Linked DNA regions of Mus musculus: region 2 is linked to region 1. Evidence: chromatin loops called from intact Hi-C (ENCODE). Cell type or tissue: left cerebral cortex. All regions are shown on one strand. Links, peaks and the distances in the headings refer to the core of each region. The heading gives the core; the rest is flanking DNA.

Evidence for each region. Peaks named below come from ENCODE experiments on the same cell type or tissue, not always from the same donor. Only the 100,000 strongest peaks of a DNase experiment are listed, where the experiment ranks them.
Region 2: it touches region 1 in a loop (2.0-fold over the local background); 3 of 42 quality-filtered maps call a loop at or near these places.

What each region holds. Positions count from the first base shown.
Region 1 is chr4:138,235,550-138,245,463 of GRCm38, reverse strand. It overlaps Hp1bp3 (heterochromatin protein 1, binding protein 3), which reads right to left. Exons shown (of 13, transcript NM_010470.3): 10 at 8,157-8,316; 11 at 5,816-5,927; 12 at 4,727-4,843; 13 at 781-4,018. The coding sequence ends at 3,724. Among named protein-coding and RNA genes, the nearest start is that of Sh2d5, 9.9 kb to the left of the region's middle. In left cerebral cortex, for the core only: a CTCF peak has its summit at 2,196 (motif pointing left); a DNase peak (open chromatin) is centred at 4,753.
Region 2 is chr4:138,165,041-138,174,954 of GRCm38, reverse strand. It overlaps Eif4g3 (eukaryotic translation initiation factor 4 gamma, 3), which reads right to left. Exons shown (of 35, transcript NM_172703.3): 18 at 9,025-9,222; 19 at 4,332-4,478; 20 at 3,664-3,900; 21 at 2,278-2,382. Among named protein-coding and RNA genes, the nearest start is that of Mir6399, 6.8 kb to the right of the region's middle. In left cerebral cortex, for the core only: no CTCF peak of the experiment used is centred there; DNase peaks (open chromatin) are centred at 4,423 and 8,218.

The sequences.
Region 1 (9,914 bases), core at 1,279-9,278:
GCCTAGGTACGTGATAACACAGCACAAAGCCAGCATATAAACACTGGTACTATTATAGAAATTTCTATTCAGGGGTTCGGTATGTGCTCTTCCAAAAGCTCAGGTAGTTGGGAGGTGGCAGAACCTTTAAAAGGTAGCAGTCTGGTGGGAGGAAGTTAATTAGGAGGTGTGCCCTGCCCTGCCCTGCCCGATCACTGAGAGCCTAAGCTGTGAGGCTTTGGATGAGAACCCCCACAGGCCCATATATTTGAATATCTGCTCCCCAGGTGGTAGAACTGTTTGGGAAGGATTAGGAGGTGCGACATAGCTGAAGGTTTGTCATCAGGGTCTGCTTTGAGGTTTCAAAAGCCTATGCTACTCACACTGAGTGCTCTGCTTTGTGCTAGTGGATCAAGATGTGAGCTCTCCCCAGCACTTGGGAGGCAGAGGCAGAGGCAGGTGGATTACCAAGTTTGAGGCCAGCCTGGTCTGCAAAGTCAGTTCCAGGAGAGCCAGGGTTACACAGAGAAACCCTGTCTTGGGGGGAGGGGGGTGGTGAGCTCTCAGCCACTGCTCCAGTGGCTGCTGTCATGCTCTCTGCCATGGTGATCCTGGACCCTCTGAAACCATTGAGGCTCAAATTAAACAATTTCTAAGTTGCCTTGGTCATGGTGTTCTATGACAGGAATTTAACAGTAAGGCACAAATTAATGCCTTTCCTCCTTAGAGATTATTTCTATTTTGTTACAGCAAGAGAAAGCTAAGTAACAAGTTTACATAACAATTAATGGACAAGCCAAGTTTATATCCAAGGGTTACATTTATTTAGATCTTGTTTTTCCATAAATTACTCAAACTATTGTCAACAGACATGATGCAAACAGCTCCCACTGCTGCCTTGACAGGCATGGGCCACCAAGCCTGTCCTTTCTGGGGTGTATACAGGACTCGATTTCCTGCAGTTATGCTCATGTGGACTAGGTCTAACCTGTGCTAATAAACTTTGCCTTTATCACATTACTACGGAATAAAGTAATAATGAGTCTCTGAGAATACAAGTTAAGCCAACCACCTTGCTTCCAGCATCTTCAGAGACTCATTTTTCAACCACTTTGGAGCAGGCGACTTCAGAGTCTATGAAAGACTATTAAACCAGACAGACCATTAGGCCAGACACCCACCTCCTGCGTTTTCTCTTCTCATTTAACACAAAAGTAAAGTCTGTAAATGTCTTCTGCAGAGTGCACAGATGAAAACAGAAATCAAAAGCCTCTCTGTCAGGTATGAAAGTGTATGTGTTGGACAGCTGGGCCTTTGGAGCTGAGTGATCCAGTCTTTACCTTTCCTGGGACGTTAAAGCAGACTGTCCTACCCTAAACTTTTGTTAAGGCGCATTCAGAGCAGAGAGAGAGACCTTACATGACCCCAGCTTCTCATAGTACAAGTTACAGTGTCTGATGTATGGGGCAGGGGCCAGCTGAGCAGTCAGCAAACCTCTGTACAAGCAATACTGTATAACACAGAAAAACCGACCTGCAATTTTTGATTCCATAAGAGCAGAGAATTGTTGGCTCAGGTAGCTAACAATACCCTATGAGTAACCAGTCCCTGGCACACATATGAGGAATTCAAGCTTTCTAGAGAGAGAGATCTCTGTGGTGGGCTACTGTCTGTAACTGTGCTGTCATTTTTTTCCCCAGTCTAACCTGAATTTTGTATGTTAATTAAAAACAAAAAACTAGGCTCTTATGATGTTGAGAAAAGTTTTTCAATAAAGATGACTCCTCCCTCCCTCCCTCCCTCCCCCACCCCCTCTTTCTTTCAGACAGGGTTTCTCTGGCTGTCACTCACTCTAAAGACCAGGGTAGCCTTGAACTCAGAGATCAGCCTGCTTCTGACTCCTAAGTGCCAGGACTAAAGGTGTATGCCACCACAGCCTCAAGATGACTCTCTTAAAAAACAAGTTTGCTTTTATTTTATGTTCATTGGTGCTTTGTCTGCAAGTATGTCTGTGTGAGAGTGTCAGAAACCCTGGAACTGAAGTTAGAGGCAAATATGAGCTACCATATGGATGCTGGGAACTGAACCCAGGTCCTCTGTTAGAGCAGACAGTGCTCTTAATGCTGAGCCATCTCTCCAGCCCCTAAGATGACTCTTTGGTGGAATCTGACTCCCTCTTCTGGTGTGTCTGAAGACAGCTACAGTGTACTCATATATATAAAATAAATGACCATCAAAGTAAGAACTCAAAAGAAAAAGGAAGCCATGGTATCCCTTGCAGGAGGAGAGATTGCAGGACAGGTACTGGAAACTTTTCACTAAGCTGTAGTTCAGCAGCTTTTAAAAGTTCATGTTTATTCATATTTTTCAAAATATTTGTACATAAAAAAGGAAGATTTACAACAGGAAAGACTGCCTTCCATGCAACACAAATCCCAGTGACTCACGATGGGACCTCACAGGTAGGAGCCACCAATTCAAGCCCAAGCCTTAAGTCCATTTCCCAGCCATACGCAGCTGTGGGGATCCCAGGAGACACTTCAAGTGGAATGAATCTCAAACAAACACCTTCTCCTCTGGCAGCATGTAAGGGGCCAGAGGATATATACATCAAAAAGCTTAAGACAATTAAAATATTAAGTGCCACAAGGAAGAATAAATGATAAGCAGAAACTGTAGTTCTCAAGTAAGAAGCTAGTACTATTTTACACAACCTCACAACCCTAAACAAATACAAACAAGAAGAGGGCTGGGTAGTACAGCTTCATCTGCTTCTCCCCCACCCCTTCTCTGTTAAAATATCTCAAAAAGGAAACCGTTTGCCTGATATCAAAAGTTCTATGGAAAGAACAGGGTGGGATGGGAGTGGGGGGCACACGCACAGGTGAATCTGAAAACTGGTCATTTTAGCAAATTATGTTTTACCATTTAACATTTCTACATTAGTAATGGGAACTCTCAAACAGGGACAACTCATGCCCCAAATATTAAAAATATATCTAGACATTTGATCAAGAATATTCTGTCATTTTTGGTAATAAGCAACACCAGAAATCAGATTCCATGTAGTCCTGTACTTCCCCTTCAGTCAGAAACCAAGTGGTGCAGACAACTTGTGCTTGCTGTGAGGGGACAGTGCTCTGGGCAGCAAAGCGAGCTTGGCAGTTGGTCAGCGTGACCGGAGGAGAGGAGCCCTTCAGAATCTATGGGATGGCAGGGACGGGGGCTTCTTTCCGAAGTTAACATGTCCCCGACTCAAGCTGGAGACTGGTCAGTGGAGTGATTCAACAGCCAGGGTTAATCACCACAGCTCTAGCAAGTCTGCAGGCAGGACGCAAAGCCTTCCCAACACTGCTCCTGCGCCGTCTGGACTTCCAGCCCCAGACCTCTAAGTGCTCTACAAACACATCTCTGCAGTTGTTTAAATTAACTTGAAGGAGGAAAAAATCCTCAATCGGATCACAGAAAGAGGACGAGGGCTGGGGCTAAGATGAACAGAGGGAGCAGGGCAGTCACACAGTCAGCGAAGTCCAGGTTATGGCAGAAATTAAGGTGATGAAGAAGCAGGCACTGAACAGCACCGAAGCTCACAAATGTCTACGCTGCTCTGTGTCCATTCCTTCCCACAATGCTCACATGGGAAGAAAAAGTACAATTTAAAAGCATTATAACTAGAACAAATGCACACTGACCTTATAAAGTAAGATTCTGAATTCAATCATGATACCCTTTTCCCTATAAAATTTACTTTTTTGTCTTGAAAGACTTCTTCATGGCAGATTTGCCCTTCCCGGGCAGTTTCGCTTCCTTTCGTGCACTGGCTATGGGCTTTCTGGAGGAGCTCCCACTAGGCTTCTTGATGACTGAGGGAGAGGGTCTGGCTTTCCTGGCAGGGGTCTTGGCCTTGGGTGGAGCTTTCTTAGGCAGCGGCCTCACTTTCCCTCTCTGGGCAGCCGGGACTTTCCGCGCAGGCTTCGACCCTCTCTGCTTCATGGAGGCTGTCTTCCCTTGGGACTTGGCTGGTGTTTTCTTCTGTAAGCTGTGAGAACACAAGAATAAATGTATCACTGAGTACAGGAGAAAGCCATTTGCTAGGACAATCTCCTTCTGCTTAAAGAAATCACTTACATAGAAATCACTATGTTAAAAACAAAAACTTAGCTGGGCGTGGTGGCGCACGCCTTTAATCCCAGCACTCGGGAGGCAGAGGCAGGCGGATTTCTGAGTTCCAGGCCAGCCTGGTCTACAGAGTGAGTTCCAGGACAGCCAAGGCTACACCCTGTCTCGAAAAACAAAACAAACAAAAAAATCCCAAAAAAACAAAAAACAAAAAAAATTTGCCTTGATTTCTCAAACATTTATACTATGTTTGACCAGAAAAAGACATTATGTATTCACAATGCCTGAAGTTTAGAGTCCTTGAATTTTGAAAGGAGAAGATAGTTTAAATGTTACTCAAAGAACCTGAGGATATTAAATGGTTAAAACACATTCCTACCCTTAGCCCCGCTTTTCAGCAATGCTTTTGAGTGATACTAGGCACACTCTAGACTCATCACCCTACACTGACCTATGTCCCCAGGCCTTGTTTTACTTTTTGAGATGGTGTTTCAATAAGCTGCCCCCACTGGCCATCAACTTCCAGCTCTGCTTCAGTCTCCTCCTTAATATCTGGAATTACAAGCCCAACTCCATTTTCAGCTCTGAGAGATTTATCATCCGTCTCAGTAGCTTCCTCAGATCACACCTCCTCTTGGGTGGTGGTTCCTCATCCTCAGAGTCTTCTGATGATTCATCGTCATCGTCATCTTCATCTTCATCGTCAGAGCCACCGGATTCTTTCTTCGGAAATAGAACTCCTGGGCTGAGGTAGGAAAGCAAAACATCATCTCACAGGACGAGGAAAATAATGTGGACTGAGATGCTGTCCGGGCCCTCAGGAATGTCGAGTTAGACTACAACTATCTGTTTGAACATATGGACAAAGTCACCGTAAATCCAGGAAGGTTCCACATGCTTTCATCCCCTCCCGCCCTCCCTCCCATCATTTAGTAACAGGGAGTGTCACTATTTAGTAAGCAGTCACTAACCGTCTGCCATGTGATCTCCCCAAGACACAGCAGTGAATGGTCTACAGAACAATGACCTTATTTTGCCTTCACAATACTGGCAGATAACTATAAGACTAAAACTCTTCAAAGTTTTAAAGAAATTGGGCAAGAATTGTATCCCCTAAACTCTTTTTAAACTTTCTTCTATCAGTATTTCTATAAATTAAAACATGTATGTGACCGACTATTCAGTTTACTATTTGATGTATGTTTTTAAGAATAGTTATGTAAGAAAGTGTCAGTGCAGAGCTACTAAAGCACAGGCTACGGCATCTTACTAATAAGACCATAGGAGAGTTCTAGCACCAACACAGGAAGATGTGCGGCTAGGAGCTTCATGTCCGCTACTGCTCGACAGTTAACCACATCATGCATAAGGGACAGTCTGAGGAAGGCAGCTATGATTCGTGGAAGATGGGAAGGCTCTCCACATCTGATTTTCTGGGTGACTAATTAGTATTTAAGTCTCTGGCAATCTGACTGTTGCTATTACTTAAAAAGATAAAGAATGGCCATCCAATGACTGTCTAAGAACCACGGGCTAAGCAACAGCAATGTCAAGACAGCAGGAATGCCCACTCTAGTGAGATCTCTTGGTAGTCGTTATTTTCAGATAGGTCCAGTTCAGGGTAATGGGAACGAGGCAAGCTATGTTAACCCAGGCTTGTAAGTGGGGAGCAGATCCAAGCACAGCGTGGCCAGCGCCTCAGCCTGGGCGCGCTCACCTAGGGTAGTAGGGGAAGGACAGCTGGAAGGTGCCGCTGAACCCCTTCCCAGAGATCTGCTCCAGCCACCCGTTCTTCTCACATTTCTGCAGGGTTTTTTTCAGCAAATGCACTTAAAAAAAAATTCAAGGAAGAAAAAGTTTATATATTCAGATTTGGTCACTTAATCACAACTAAATGCAAAGTACGTCAACACTAACCACAGACATGAACTAGTATAGTCCTTTGTGCCTGATTGCATTAATTATAATTAGTTCATAAAACAATTATTTTGTGCCAATAAATGGCAAGTTATTTTGAAAAAGTAAAAGGAAACATTAGAATCCATTGAGTCACACAAATTTTTTTTCAACGAAAAAGGAAACAGGTGAGTCTAGAGGTCTTGTTCTTGGGTACCACATAACTGGTTAATAACAGTTCTACATCTAAATATTTCATCCACTCATTCAAGCATCTAACACGTAACCTCTGGTTAGACACCAATTATCACCTTAGAGTTCTATTAGCACATAAGTAGACAGCAGACTTGGCAGTGTGCATCTGTAACCCCAGAACACATGCACAGCAACACACCGACTATCCATAGCACAAAAGAAATAAGCAAGATAAAACATTAAAAAGAAGATAATTCCATTAATAAAAGATAGGTTCGCCAGGCAGTGGAGGCACATGCCTTTAATCCCAGCACTTGGGAGGCAGAGACAGGTGGATTTCTGAGTTCGAGGCCAGCATGGTCTACAGAGTGAGTTCCAGGACAGCCAGGGCTACACAGAGAGACCCTGTCTCAAAAAAAAAAAAAAAAAAAAAAAAGGCTCAGATATGGGCTGTGGTGGTACATAACTTTAATCCCAGAATTTGGAAGCAAAGACAGGTGGATCTCTGAGTTGGAGGCCAGCCTGGTTTGTAGAGTGAGTTCCAGGACAGCAAGGGCTACACAATCTTGGGGAAAAAAAAAAAATCAAACAAAACAAAACCCCAATTCCTTAAAAAACAAAAGACCAGCCCCAATATAAGTGAAAAGAAAACCCTGCTAAGGAGGCTTCTTGGTTGGTTGTGGTGTGTGTGAGCCTAGCTGCTTGAGAGGCTAGAGCAGAGGATGTCAGGTTCAAAGTCAGCCAGCACCCACTCCCACCCACCCTCTTCTCTACAGCCCTGTAGCTCTCTGTAGTTCTCACTTGCTCCTAAGTACTGTGATTAAAAACATGTGCCACCACCACCAGGACAGCCAAGGGTACTCAATAAGACTGTGTATTAAAAAAGATAATTCTTTAGGCACATGCCTTTATTTCAAGTACAGGTGGACTGCTGAGCTAGAGGTCAGCCTGGTTTGCACAGTAAGTTCTAGGTCATCCAGGGCTGCATAGTGAAACCCCCTCTCAAACAACAAAAACTCACACACTTCAAATTATATTTCTTTTACTGAGATGGGATGTTGCTTTATTACCAAGCTGGCCTCAAACTACTAGGCTTGAGTGATCTTCCCACATAAGCCTCCCAAGTACTAGGAACAGGACTTGGGACAAGTAAAGAGATGTTGATAGGACAAGTCCCAGTAGCATGTACTATCACATAAGGCAAAAATTACTTAAATAAAATATACTAGTTTGTAGTTTCTGTTGTTTATAGAGTGTCTATATTCTTTATGCTAAACCCTTGCAATCTAGTAGCTCTTAATAAGATGCCAACTTTGGCACACTCTACCTATATGTGAGAGAATGTTAAGTACTGAATTATTGACTAGTGTCCAATTTCAAAGCACAACTTTGGGTAAATGTAATTTACTGAGACAAAATACATCTTGTTATAGGATTTAAGTGAATAACAACCTCTGATTTGGGGTAGTTGCAAATTAACAAAAATCTCCAACCAGTAATACCAGTAAACCTAGCACCTGAAAAGCTGAGGCCTAAGGTGAAACAATGAGACATTATCTCAAAAATGAAAGCTGTGAGAGACAGCTCAACAGCTAAAGGTGCTTTCTGCTCTTCCACAGGACCTGAGTTCAATCCCAGATCCCTGAGGTCAGGGATCAAACTCACAATCATCTATCACTTTAGTTAGCTATAGGGGATTTATATCATGTTTGACCTCTGCAGGTACAAGAACACATGTGGCATTCTCTCTCTAACTCTCTTTTTCTTACACACACACACACACACACACACACACACACACACACACACACACACACACACACACACACACAAATAAAAGTCTTTTACAGAGCATAAACCTCGTCTTGATTACTCCTCAGTCAGTGATTATTGCTTCAGCATCAGCAGCTGTCCTCGCCAGGAGAATACCGGCTAGCCCCAGTCAAGCGCACAGGGCTCTGACTTACTCTGATAGTTAGAGTTGGCCCCTGGGTGGTTCTCCAGGACATACTTCTTCAGAGCAGTGGTGGAGCAGGTCTTAGGCTCGTTCATGGCAGCAATGGCAGACAAGATTGCATATTCCATCAGGCTTCCACCCAGCAGGGGCTTCTCCCCTGATTTCTTCAGCTGTTTCCCAAGGAGGAAGAGAAAAGCATCAAGACAAGACTCTCCCAAGGAGGTCAAGACAAGACTCCTCTGCACCAACCAGGTGGGTCGGCTCCTGCCTCAGCACAGATACAGTTTACAATCAATTGTCAGGTCAGGGGCTTTCTCTTCTCCCTCACCAGGTCTCAATTTACTGAGGAGTCCTGACCCTCTTTTGGGTATTTTCTTCTCCCATTAACCCTTCCAACCCTCCTAAAACAATAGGTATTTTGAACCCAAAAGGACGGACATCCTTATGCCTTGGGCCATGAATAACAGATAAATATCTAGGGGATCATAAAATTACACGGCCTAATTCCAGGCTGAGACTAAGAAGTAAAGATCAGTGACAACTAAGTTGGATGTGGTGGCGCACACCTTTATTCCAGCACTTGGGAGGCAGAGGCAGAGGCAGAAGGATCTCTGAGTTTGAGGCCAACTTGGTCGACAGAATGAGTTCCAGGACAGCCAGGGCTACACACAAAAACCCTGAGGGGGTGGGGGATTAGCCAAATAGGAAAAGAATTGGGAATGCTGTATAGTATTGGGTTACTTGTTTTTTGAGACAGGGCTGGCTTCAACCTTGCATGTGAACAAGGCTCATTTAGTAAGCTGCTTGTCTGGCATACATGGAGCCCTGTATTCAAACATCAGTACCCCATAAACCAGTGATGGTGGCAAATGCCTGTAACCCTAAGACTTAGGAGATAAGAACAGAAGGATTAGAAGTTCAGAGTCATCTCAACTATAAAGTTCAAGGCTAGCCTGATTACATGAGTCTTGCATAGAAAGTAAAAGAAGTAAACAGCCACAAAATTAAAAAAGAACATTTCAAGTTCTATATTTGACTAAGGGCTTTCATCTGTAATAAAAAGCTCCTAACAAATGTCCAATTTTTAAAATGGGCAAGAGTTCTTTATAGAACTATTTCATGGGCTGGAGAGGTGGCTCAGCGGGTAAAAGCACTGACTGCTCTTTTGAAGGTCCTGAGTTCAATCCCAGCAACCACATGGTGGCTCACAACCATCCGTAATGGGTTCTGATGCTGTCTTCTGGTGTGTCTGAAGACAGCTACAGAGTATTCATATAAATAAAATAAGTCTTTAAAAAAACAAACAAACAAAAAAACCAACCCTCAAAAGAGAAACTTCACCTCCGCAAGCTGGACTAGTAGGAAGCAGACTAACAAGGCTGGTGATGCAGAGTTGAGAAAGCACAGATTCTGTCAATGGTGCAGTCTTGCTCACTCTGGCTAGCTAGTCTATCCTAGCTACTGACTTCACTGAAAGAAAGCATGTATTTACACAGGGCACTCTGTCTAACGTTCACAGACAGTATACATAATTAACTAAAAGTAGAAACACTCCAAATATGCAACTCACACGTGGCTACAACCACATGGAAAAATTCAGACATTATCCTAAGTAGATAGGGAAAATATAAAAGGAATAATTTCTTCTGAAATGTGAAGAAGGGCCAGCTGACCCTATAGGCTGTCTGAAGCTAAGGTAAAGATTACAAGTGACTGAAATAGCCACAGGGATATTTCCAGGGTGGCAGCAGGAGCTCTGGAGACAGTT
Region 2 (9,914 bases), core at 692-8,691, 70 kb after region 1:
CAAGACAAAGAAGCCTCATTGGTGCCCTAAGAACTGAGAGGAATGAAGGGGCAGTGCTTCCAGCTGAGGCAGATAAACATGGCAGCCGGGATGACAGGGTGCCCATGAGTTTCAATGGAGACACTTATCTCACTGAACTGTGGTACGGTCTGAAGGACAGCAATAGCATCATTGTAGAAATCAAACACATGGCTTATGAGTTCAACATGTTCACTGTGGAGAGGAGACTCCAGCTGTTCAGTTTAGAAAGCCTGAGTCTCACTGACCAGTACTGAATTCAGATGACCAATGTCAGAGCTGCAGTGTGGTGTGGTAACTGGGAAAAAAAAGCCAGGCAGTGCCTTCTTCTTGTACTTTAGTCCAGGGCATGAAGCAAGAACCGTGCCACCCACACAAACACCACCGACTTCTTCACTTGAGTCTGTTTGATCTCCCCCCGCACCCCTTTCTGTCACCTTGACACAAGCTAGAGTTATCTAGAAGACGATTCTTAATTGAGACCATGCCTCTGTTAAGGAACATCTGGGTGCTTTACGGCTCCTGGCCTTAAATAAAGCTGTGATGAACATAGTGGAGCATGTGTCCTTATTACGTGTTGGAGCATCATCTGGGTATATGCCCAGGAGTGGTATTAGTGGGTCCTCAGGTAGTGCTATGTCCAATTTTCTGAGGAACTGCCACACTTATTTCCAGAGTGGTTGTAACAGCTTGTAATCCCACCAGCAACGGAGGAGTGTTCTTTCTCCACAACCTCGCCAGCATCTGCTGTCACCTGACTTTTTGATCTTAGCCATTCTGACTGGCATGAGGTGGAATCTCAGGGTTGTTTTGATTTGCATTTCCCTGACCACTAAGGATGCTGAACATTTCTTTAGGTGCCTCTCAGCCATTCGGTATTCTTTAGTTGAGATGCCCCTCAACAGAGGAATGGATACAGAAAATGTGATGCACAATTTACACAACTGAGAACGACTCAGCTATTAAAAACAATGAATTTATGAAATTCTTAGGCAAATGGATGGAACTAGAAATTATCATCCTGAGTGAGGTAACCCAATCACAAAAGAACACACTTGGTATGAGCTCACTGATAGTGGGTATTAGCCCAGAAGCTCGGAATACCCAAGATACAATTCACTAACCACATGAAACTCAAGAAGGAAGATCAAAGTGTAGATAGATAATCTGATCCTTCTTAGAAGGTGGAAAAAAAATACCTATGAGAGGCGTTACAGAGACAAAGTGTGGAGCACAGACTGAAGGAATGACCAGCCAGAGACTGCCCCACTTGGGGTTCTGAATCCAATATAGAATCACCGAATGTAGACACTTTTGTGGATGCCAATAAGAGCTTCCTGACAGGAGTCTGATATAGCTGCCTCCGGAGAGGCCCCACCAGTGCCTGACAAATAAAGAGGTGGATTCTCTCAGCCAACCATTGGACTGAGCACAGGGTTCGCAATGAAGGAGCTAGAGAAAGGACCCAAGGAGCTGAAGGTGTTTGCAGCCCCATAGGAGGAGCAACAATATGAACTAACCAGTACTTCCAGAGCTCCCAGGACTAAACCACCAACCAAAGAGTACAGATGGTGGGATTCATGGCTCTAGCTGCATATGTAGCAGAGGATGGCCTAGTCAGTCATCAATGGGAGAAAAGGCCCTTGGTCTTGTGAAGGCTCAATGCCCCAGTGTAGGGGAATGCCAGGACCTGAAAGCAGGTGTGGGTGGGTTGGTGAGCAGGGGGAGGGAAAGGGGAATGGAGCTAGGGGGTTTTCGGAAAGGAAACCAGGAAAGGGGATAACATTTGAAATGTAAATAAAGTAAATATCTAATTTAAAAAAAAAAAGCTGGAAGTGGTGGTGCACGTCTTTAATCCCAGCACCCGGAGGCAGAGGCAGGCGAATTTCTGAGTTCGAGGCCAGCCAGCTTGGTCTACAGAGTGAGTTTCAGGAGGCTGTCTCGAAAAACCAAAAAAAAAAAAAAAAAAAAAAAAAAAGACCATGCCTCCACCCAGACTGACTACAGGCAGTCTGGAGGGCATTTCCCTGATTAATGCATGTGGTTTGTCTCTGAGCAGGTGGTCCTGAGCTGTGTAAAACACAGGCTGAGAAAGCCAGTCAGCAGTTCCTCCATGGCTTCCTCTTCAGTTCCTGCCTCCAGGCTCCTGCCCTGACTGCCTTTGACCATAAGACTGTATCATAAAACTAAACTGAAAGAAACCCTCCCCTTCCCAAATGGTTTCTGGTCATGGTGTGTATTGCTAGAAACCTAACTTACCAGTCTGAGGTCGATTACATCCTGAAGCATGAACCGAATTCTGGAGGAAGTTTTTCTTTCTTTGACGATTTTCTCCATCTGGTTAAAGTACTGGTCCATGCGTGGCTGCAAATAATAAAACCACCATGATTTCTGGCCGAGAAATTCAATTTCCTTTTTTTCCATGTACTTTGGTTTTTGTCTTTATTATAAAGGTCCTCATCTGCAGTCTAGGCTGCCTCGAACTTGTTATCGCTCTGACTCAGCCTCCCGAGTGCTGGGATAATTACACATGGGTAATGGACCACTCTAAGGTACCAAGTAGAGTTTTAGGTGATTAAAGAATAACTTTTTATGGCTAGAAGGACTGGTGAAATTTTATTACCACTGTATTGTGTTTCTACTATGTGTCCACACATGGAGGTGGGAGGAGATTTCTGGGAGTCGTTCCCTCCTTCCACCATGCGGTTCCCAAGGATCAAACTCAGGCTGACAGGCTTGGCAAGCAAGCACCTGTAATCATTCAACAATTTCCCTGTCGCCAGCAATGGCATTTAATGGAGAATATATGCAGCCACTACAGAGAGCACACTTGCTAGGCTCCTGGCATGTCATACTGCAGCTTTGGAAGACCCAGCACTCTGTCTGTCCTTTGCTCCACGATCCACTTCCTATGATCTCTGCTGAAACTATGCAAGCAGAGTAAGTTATAAGATGCGAAATACACGCTTAGGCCTGAAAGCTGGAAGGCCCTGCCTCTGTCACATACAAACATAACCCTGGGTGACTCATCTCTGTCATTATTTCTCTGAAGCATTTCTAATGTGTTTCCTTTATTTGTACAGTGTCAGACTATGTCTTTATAGCTTCCTATACAATGATTAGGTGGCAATGTCATTAATTAGTCCTTAAACTTAAGAAGCAAGTGAGAACGGGGCATGATGTCCCATGCATTTAACCCCAGCTCTCAGGAGCAGAGGTGGGCAGATCTTTGTGAGTTCAAAGCTACTCAAGTCTACATAGTGAGTTCCAGGACTGCCAGAGCTTCATAGTGAGAATCTGTCTCAAAAAACAAAGCAAAACAGAAACAGTGACTTGAAGTGGGCACAGTGGTGCACACATAATGAACAACCCCACTAGCTTTTCTATCCTCTTTTTCAGACCTGGTCCATTTCTTAACCTACTTCTGCTTATAACCTATAAAATGGTTATGAAAGAGAAGGACCAACCCACCTAGGCTGCAGACGGACTGACCTGCACGTGACTAGGGAGCACCTCCCCTTAGAGCACTGTGAGGAGCACTGTCAGTCACATGTGCCATGAGGAGGGTGGAAGGAGCCTGCACACAGACTGCTCCAACAGGGGTAGGCTCCCTGGGGCCGGGAGACTTGAGTCTTTGCGTGGTACCTTTGCTTTCTCAAAGTCCAGGTCTTTGCCGATGGTGGTGAGCAGGCGACACAGGCACTCCAGGGACTCTTCATCGTGGTTCTTCAGGAGCTTCACCACACAGTCATGCATGATGGCCTCCGTCAGCATTTTCAGTTTAAAGAGTTCTCCAATGAACTTGATGTTGCCGATGGATCTCCGCCGGGCTTTGTCCTTGGCTTCTTCCAGTTCGTCGTGAAGCCTTGTCCTCTCCTCTGGCTGTTGTGTAAAACGGGGGGGGGGGGGGGGGGGAGAGAACACCTAAGATTGCAGGGCCTCACTCCTTCGGGGCTCAAATGCTCTGACAAGGACCACTGAGCCTCACTCCTCAGAAAAAAAAGACCTACACACCAAAGTGTGCATCCTTCCAGATAGATGAACCTAAGGTCTATGTTAGACTAACGTTTGCTGTGGAAGTGACTGCCTCTAACATAGGACTAAAGCATTTTCAATGAGAACACTACACCTCTACACGCACGCCGACACACAGACACACAGACACACAGACACACAGACACACAGACACACAGACACACAGACACACACACACACACACACACACACACACACACACACACACGGTCCCTCTGTAGGTGCCATAGCTAGTTGTAGGACAACTCTGACAGTACTTTATGTCAAGAAGGTCTTACAGCGCTGGCAGCTTCCAGTTCTTTCTGCTTCTTCTCAAAGACGTCATCATCTGCTTTGTCTTTCTCGAACTCCTTCTGGCAGCGGTTAAGCAGCAGCTTCCGGAAATTCACTGTGTTGCCAGGCTTGTCTGCCATGGGCACCTTCAGCTGCATTCAGAGAACAAAGAGCAACGGCATCCAGGTTACTTAATGCAGACAGACACACAGGTAGACATTCTAAAACACATAGCTGAGTCTTTCACACAGTGCAACAGAAAGCTGTCTTGTCTCTGACACAGAGAAGACACACACCTTCTGACTTCTGTGGATATATCCCAAGCTGAAGTGGAATCTATTATGAATACAGTGGTTACTTCCATATACCTACACCATTAAACTGTGGAAGGTAATCTCTTTGTTTAAACCTTATTATTATTTCATTTATATAAGGTGTGTGTGTGTGTGTGTGTGTGTGAGTGTGTGTGTGTGTGTGTGTGTGAGTGTGCATGTACACATGCATGCACTTGGTGCACCCGTGGAGGATTCTTACTTTCTACTTGGGGAATGGGGATCAAACTCAAGCCATCAGGTTGTGGAGCAAGCCACCTGTATCCACTGAGCCATCTCACCCTCTTTTTATTCTGACAGCAGAATGTAGCCTCCATTATAAGAAAACACGAAATTCTCCGACTCAGTTACTGTACAACATGGAAAAGGGCTTTTCTGGACTCAGAAAGTGGATCCAACAGTTCTTAAATTAATATACTGCCTCAACCATGTGGGTGAAAATCATTTTTTTTTTGGGGGGGTAGCTGTTTTTGAGACAGGGTGTCACTACTTTAGGCAGGCTTGGGTCCCATCATGGAAGTCAAGTTGGCCTCAAATTTGGAACTGTACTGCCTACGGCACCTCAGTGCTGGGATACCAGCCTGAGTCACCAGTCATCACACCCTTCTTACTTGCTTTGAAGTAATCAGGGATGAAACCCTAACCAAACATGTAGCATCATGCTGTCTATTTTTGAGAGGCGCCTCGGCAGCTGCAGCTGGCCTTGACCTCATATAAAGCTATGATGATGGTGAACTCCTGATCCCCCCACCTCCAATTCTGTCCTCCAAGTGCTGGGATCAGATATGCTATCAAGACTAATCAAGAGGATTAATCTTATCAACGAAATGGCTATGGACACCTGATCAAAACTGAAGGGCTGGAGAAAGTGGCAAAGAACAGCCATGACATCACAGTGAAGTCAGGTCCACCCTACTGTCACACCAGGGCCCAGAGCCAGTTACCAGGCTGGCACATGTTAACTGGCACAGGCCTCAGTCGCAGCATTTGGGATGTCATTGCAAGGTGACAGTTCAAATGTAGCTCCTTCAACCCACTACTATCTTCTCTCCAAGGCCAGTGTATATAACAAGCTACCTACACTGTGCACAGAAGCAAGGAAAGACATCTTTACTGGAGACACCCAGAGACACACCCAGAAGGATGCCTACAAAACTCCAAACAGAGCCCTCTTTTCCCAAAGCTGGATGCTGCTTCGGTGCACTGTGCAAGAGACACTCGCTCCTCACCCAATGCACGCCAGCCACACCCACGGTCCGAGGCAGATATCTCATCTGTTAGACCAGTCTGCCCCAACTCCTGAGCATCTTGTCAGCTTCCCCAGTGCTGGGATCACAGACGTGCGCCTTGCTTTCTTTCCAGTCATCACGGCGGAGTCTGACCCACTCACAACCCATCCCCCTCTCCTCACTTCCCCCACACCTGTGCAGGGGAACGTAACTCCCAGATGTTTCAACCTCCTTGGCAGCTTTCTCCATTTTGCTCCAGACTCACACTCCTGCCACACAGATAAGACACAAGGGAACTTCTCATGGGACATGGAAAGAGATTTTTCAAGTTTTTGTTTTATCTTCTTGACTTTTTGAGGTAGGGTCCCAAGTACTCCAGGCTATAGCTGAGGACCTTGGCCTTCCTTCTCATGTTCCCATTGGAATTACAGGCCTGCTTCACACCACTTTCTCAAATTCTTTACCTTCTTAATTAGGGCTAATATTTCTGTGATAAAAACTATGACCAAAAGTATTTTGGGGAGGAAAGGCTTTATTTCATTCTCAGTTAAAAGCAGTGAGGGCAGAAATTCAAGCCGAGACCTGAAGGCCTTGGAAGGGCGCTGCTCACTGGCTTGCTCCCCACTGCTTGCTCAGGCTGCTTTCTTACAGAACCCAGGAACACCAGCCCAGGGATGGCCCCACCTACAGTGGGCTGGGCCCTCCTCCATCAATCACTAAGTAAGAACACGCCTTACAGTCTTGCCTACAGCCTAATCTTATGAAGGCATTTTTCTCAACTGGGGCTCCCTCCTGTCTGACCACTCCAGCTTGTGTGAAGCTGGCATAAACCTGGACAGCACACTTTTGTATCCAGGCATTCACTCTCCAGACACAAAGTGGTATTTTAGACAGGAGGACTTGAGCAGCAATTCAGAGGCATTCTGGAATGTAGATTTTCATTTTCATGCTAATTAATTAGAACAAAATATGGCAACTTAGGTTACAAAATTAATTTATTTATTTTAGTTAAAAATGTCTTTATATTTTATGATTTGAGAGTGAGGTCTACAGTATAGATCTCTGGCTAGCCTAGAGCTCAGTACACAGCCCAGGCTGGCCCTGAACTTTTCATGTTCCTCCTGAGTGCTGGGAGTTGAGGAGTGAGCTGCAGTGCCTGGCTAATCTACTGTTCCTTCATTGCTGAGATAGGGTCTTGTTGGCATCGACTCTGCAATGATACGACTGACGATACTCCAGCCTGACACTGTCACTATCAATAAGGCCTGTAGGCAGTTCTCTTCAGGCACTAAGGTGTGACATTTCAGCTATGTGCCTTCCAGCTGGCTGAGGTCCTGAGTGTCCTTTAGTCACTTCTTATTGACCTGGGAGAAGCTATGCATCGGAAGCTGCCTTTCTCTCTTCTGATCCCTGAGTTGTACATGGTTTGCCTGAGCACAAGGTGGTAGGGAAAGGCACCAAGTGCAGCTGTGTGGCTTGTTAAAACATCTGTAATATCAGCTCCTCAACATATCTAACGATGCGAGAAAAAAAGGGACTCCATTGTATACTTTAGAATTCACCTAAGCAATGCAAAAATCACATGAGAAGGTATTCCATTCATTCATTCATTCATTCATTCATTCATTCATTCATTCATTCATTCATTCCAGTCTCTCACTCATTTTTATAGTGCTGGGTGGGCTCAAGTCACCTAGAAGGAAGGGTTCAAATGGAGATATGTTGAAGCGTTGGTAGATCACTGATAACATAGCTTGCTTAGCATGTGCAAAGCCCCGTGTTTCTTATCTCGCCCAAAAAAACACAACAATGAAAGAGAGAGTGTGGGTATGAGTGGAAAGCACACAATCTATGTACACAGCACTGAGACTGAAAAAGGAATTCTAAATAATGAGAATACATATCCCCCTCAATCTGTGACGACACTACCCAGCTAGGGTTGCTTGAACACTGTCAGCTGAGCTAAAAACCTCTGTTGTCAGAGACTGGTCTCTCCTTGAGCGGTGTGTGGCAGCTCCCAGAGAGGTCAACGCTAACTCAAAGCATCTCCAGATGCTGGCAGCTGGAGAGGAGGGAGAAGGCCCGGGAGAAGACTGATCCAGCTCAATGTTAGAGCTGAGGTCCTATCAATCAACAAAGAATAATGTTTGAGGGCTCCAGAGGCACCTGCTGCTATGCCAGAGGACCAGTGTTAAGGTCCCAGTACCCAAATCAGGCCATTCACAATTGCCTGTAACAACAGGGAATCTGACGCCCTCGATGGTCTCCCAGGTACACACACTCGCATATGGAAACTTGTATGACTATGTTTGCCACACCCACCCACACAATGATGTAGATGCAAGGAGCGGTAGGCGGCTCAGGCGGTGGCTGGTGGTGGAGGTGCTGAGCCAGCGCCAGCCCGCCTCACCCTCCCTCTTCCTGTTTCCCTTTCTACGAATTTCTTCAGCAGGTAGACAATTATCCAAGCGGGAATGCTATGTTTACAATGCTGTAACATTGAATTCACTTGCTTCTCTTGGTTTAAATAAGATTTAATCTTAGTCATGTGCATGTATGTCCATATATATGCTACGGATTAAATTAATGCTTATTTCTTTATTTTAGTTGTTGCTGAGATCCTAGGCAGGTCTCAATGCTCAGAGAGAATGCTCCTGAGTGCGAGGACTGAAGGTGTGAGCTACTATGTCTAGCAAGAGAGGAAACATTCCGATTTTGAATATTTTTGATGATAAGACAACTATCTTCGTAGTTTCAGAGGCCAGAATTAGAACAGTTAATTTAATTTTAAATTTAGTTTATGTTAAAGTTAGTACCGGCTCTAGTTCTACAAGAAGACACTCCAGAATAAAACCGTTGCCTGTGATCTGACTCCACACTACTCCCTAACCCTCACAGGGTTCTCCGGGTTGGAGGAGACCATAAGCTTGTCCCATTTCAAGCAAGTCTCCAAATACCCCGCCCCAGAGGTGGGAACAGACATTATTTTTGCAAAATTCTTTTCTATCAGTGAGAACAGATACACCAGGGCTAGCAATCTACTCTCCCCTTTGCACTGCAACGACACTGGGAAGACTACACTGAGGGGAGAGTATACCTCTTGGCGACTCTCGGTTTACTGCTTCCTCTCTTCTTACCGTTACTAGGCACCGACACATGTTTGCGTACGCCACAGAGAAGCTGGGCTCATCGATAGCCTTCTCAAAGACAAGGTCGATGACCCCTTTTAGCCGCTCCTCCGTGTCCACCGTAAGAGCCGACACTTGCTTCATCAGCTGGTTGAACATCTGTGGTGTCAGTTTATTCAAGATACTTCGAACTTTTCTGAAAAGTTCCTAGGAGGGTTAAAATAAACAGCATTAGCCAGTCTTAAATGCACCCACTTAACATCTAAGGGAACTCCCACACTGCTCTTCATATGGAACATTTTAGAGAGGAGGAACGACTTGTCACTTAATGGTCAGTCAGGAAAATTGAATACAGTTTCCTTTCTTCTTCCACTTTGCTCCTATGGAACCAGAACTTGGGGGGTGGGGGGTAGGTTGGGGATTCCATATCCTATACAGGTTCAACTGTAAAACAGCCCTGCCTCTTCCCTGAGCATTTCTCAGACCTGAACAGTGCATTTAAAGCTTTAAAATGGTTGATGCAACCTTTGAATGACTATCATTTTAAAAAATTTGTTCCTAATTAGGGCTAAATAAAAAGATTTTGATTCACAAAAATTTACGAGAGCATCACATGGCCGGACAGTGGTGGCGCACGCCTTTAATCCCAGCATTTGGGAGGCAGAGGCAGGCAGATTTCTGAGTTCAAGGCCATCCTGGTCTACAGAGTGAGTTCTAGGATATCCAAGGCTACACAGAGAAACCCTGTCTCGAAAAAACAAAAAACAAAACCAAACAAAAAAGAAAGCATCATATATTTCCTAGGCTGACCTTGAATCATCAGGCCAGAGCCTAGGTACTGGAAACTCCCGTCACCAGAGTCCTACCATGTGACTAGTGGGGAGTCACTAAAATTAAAA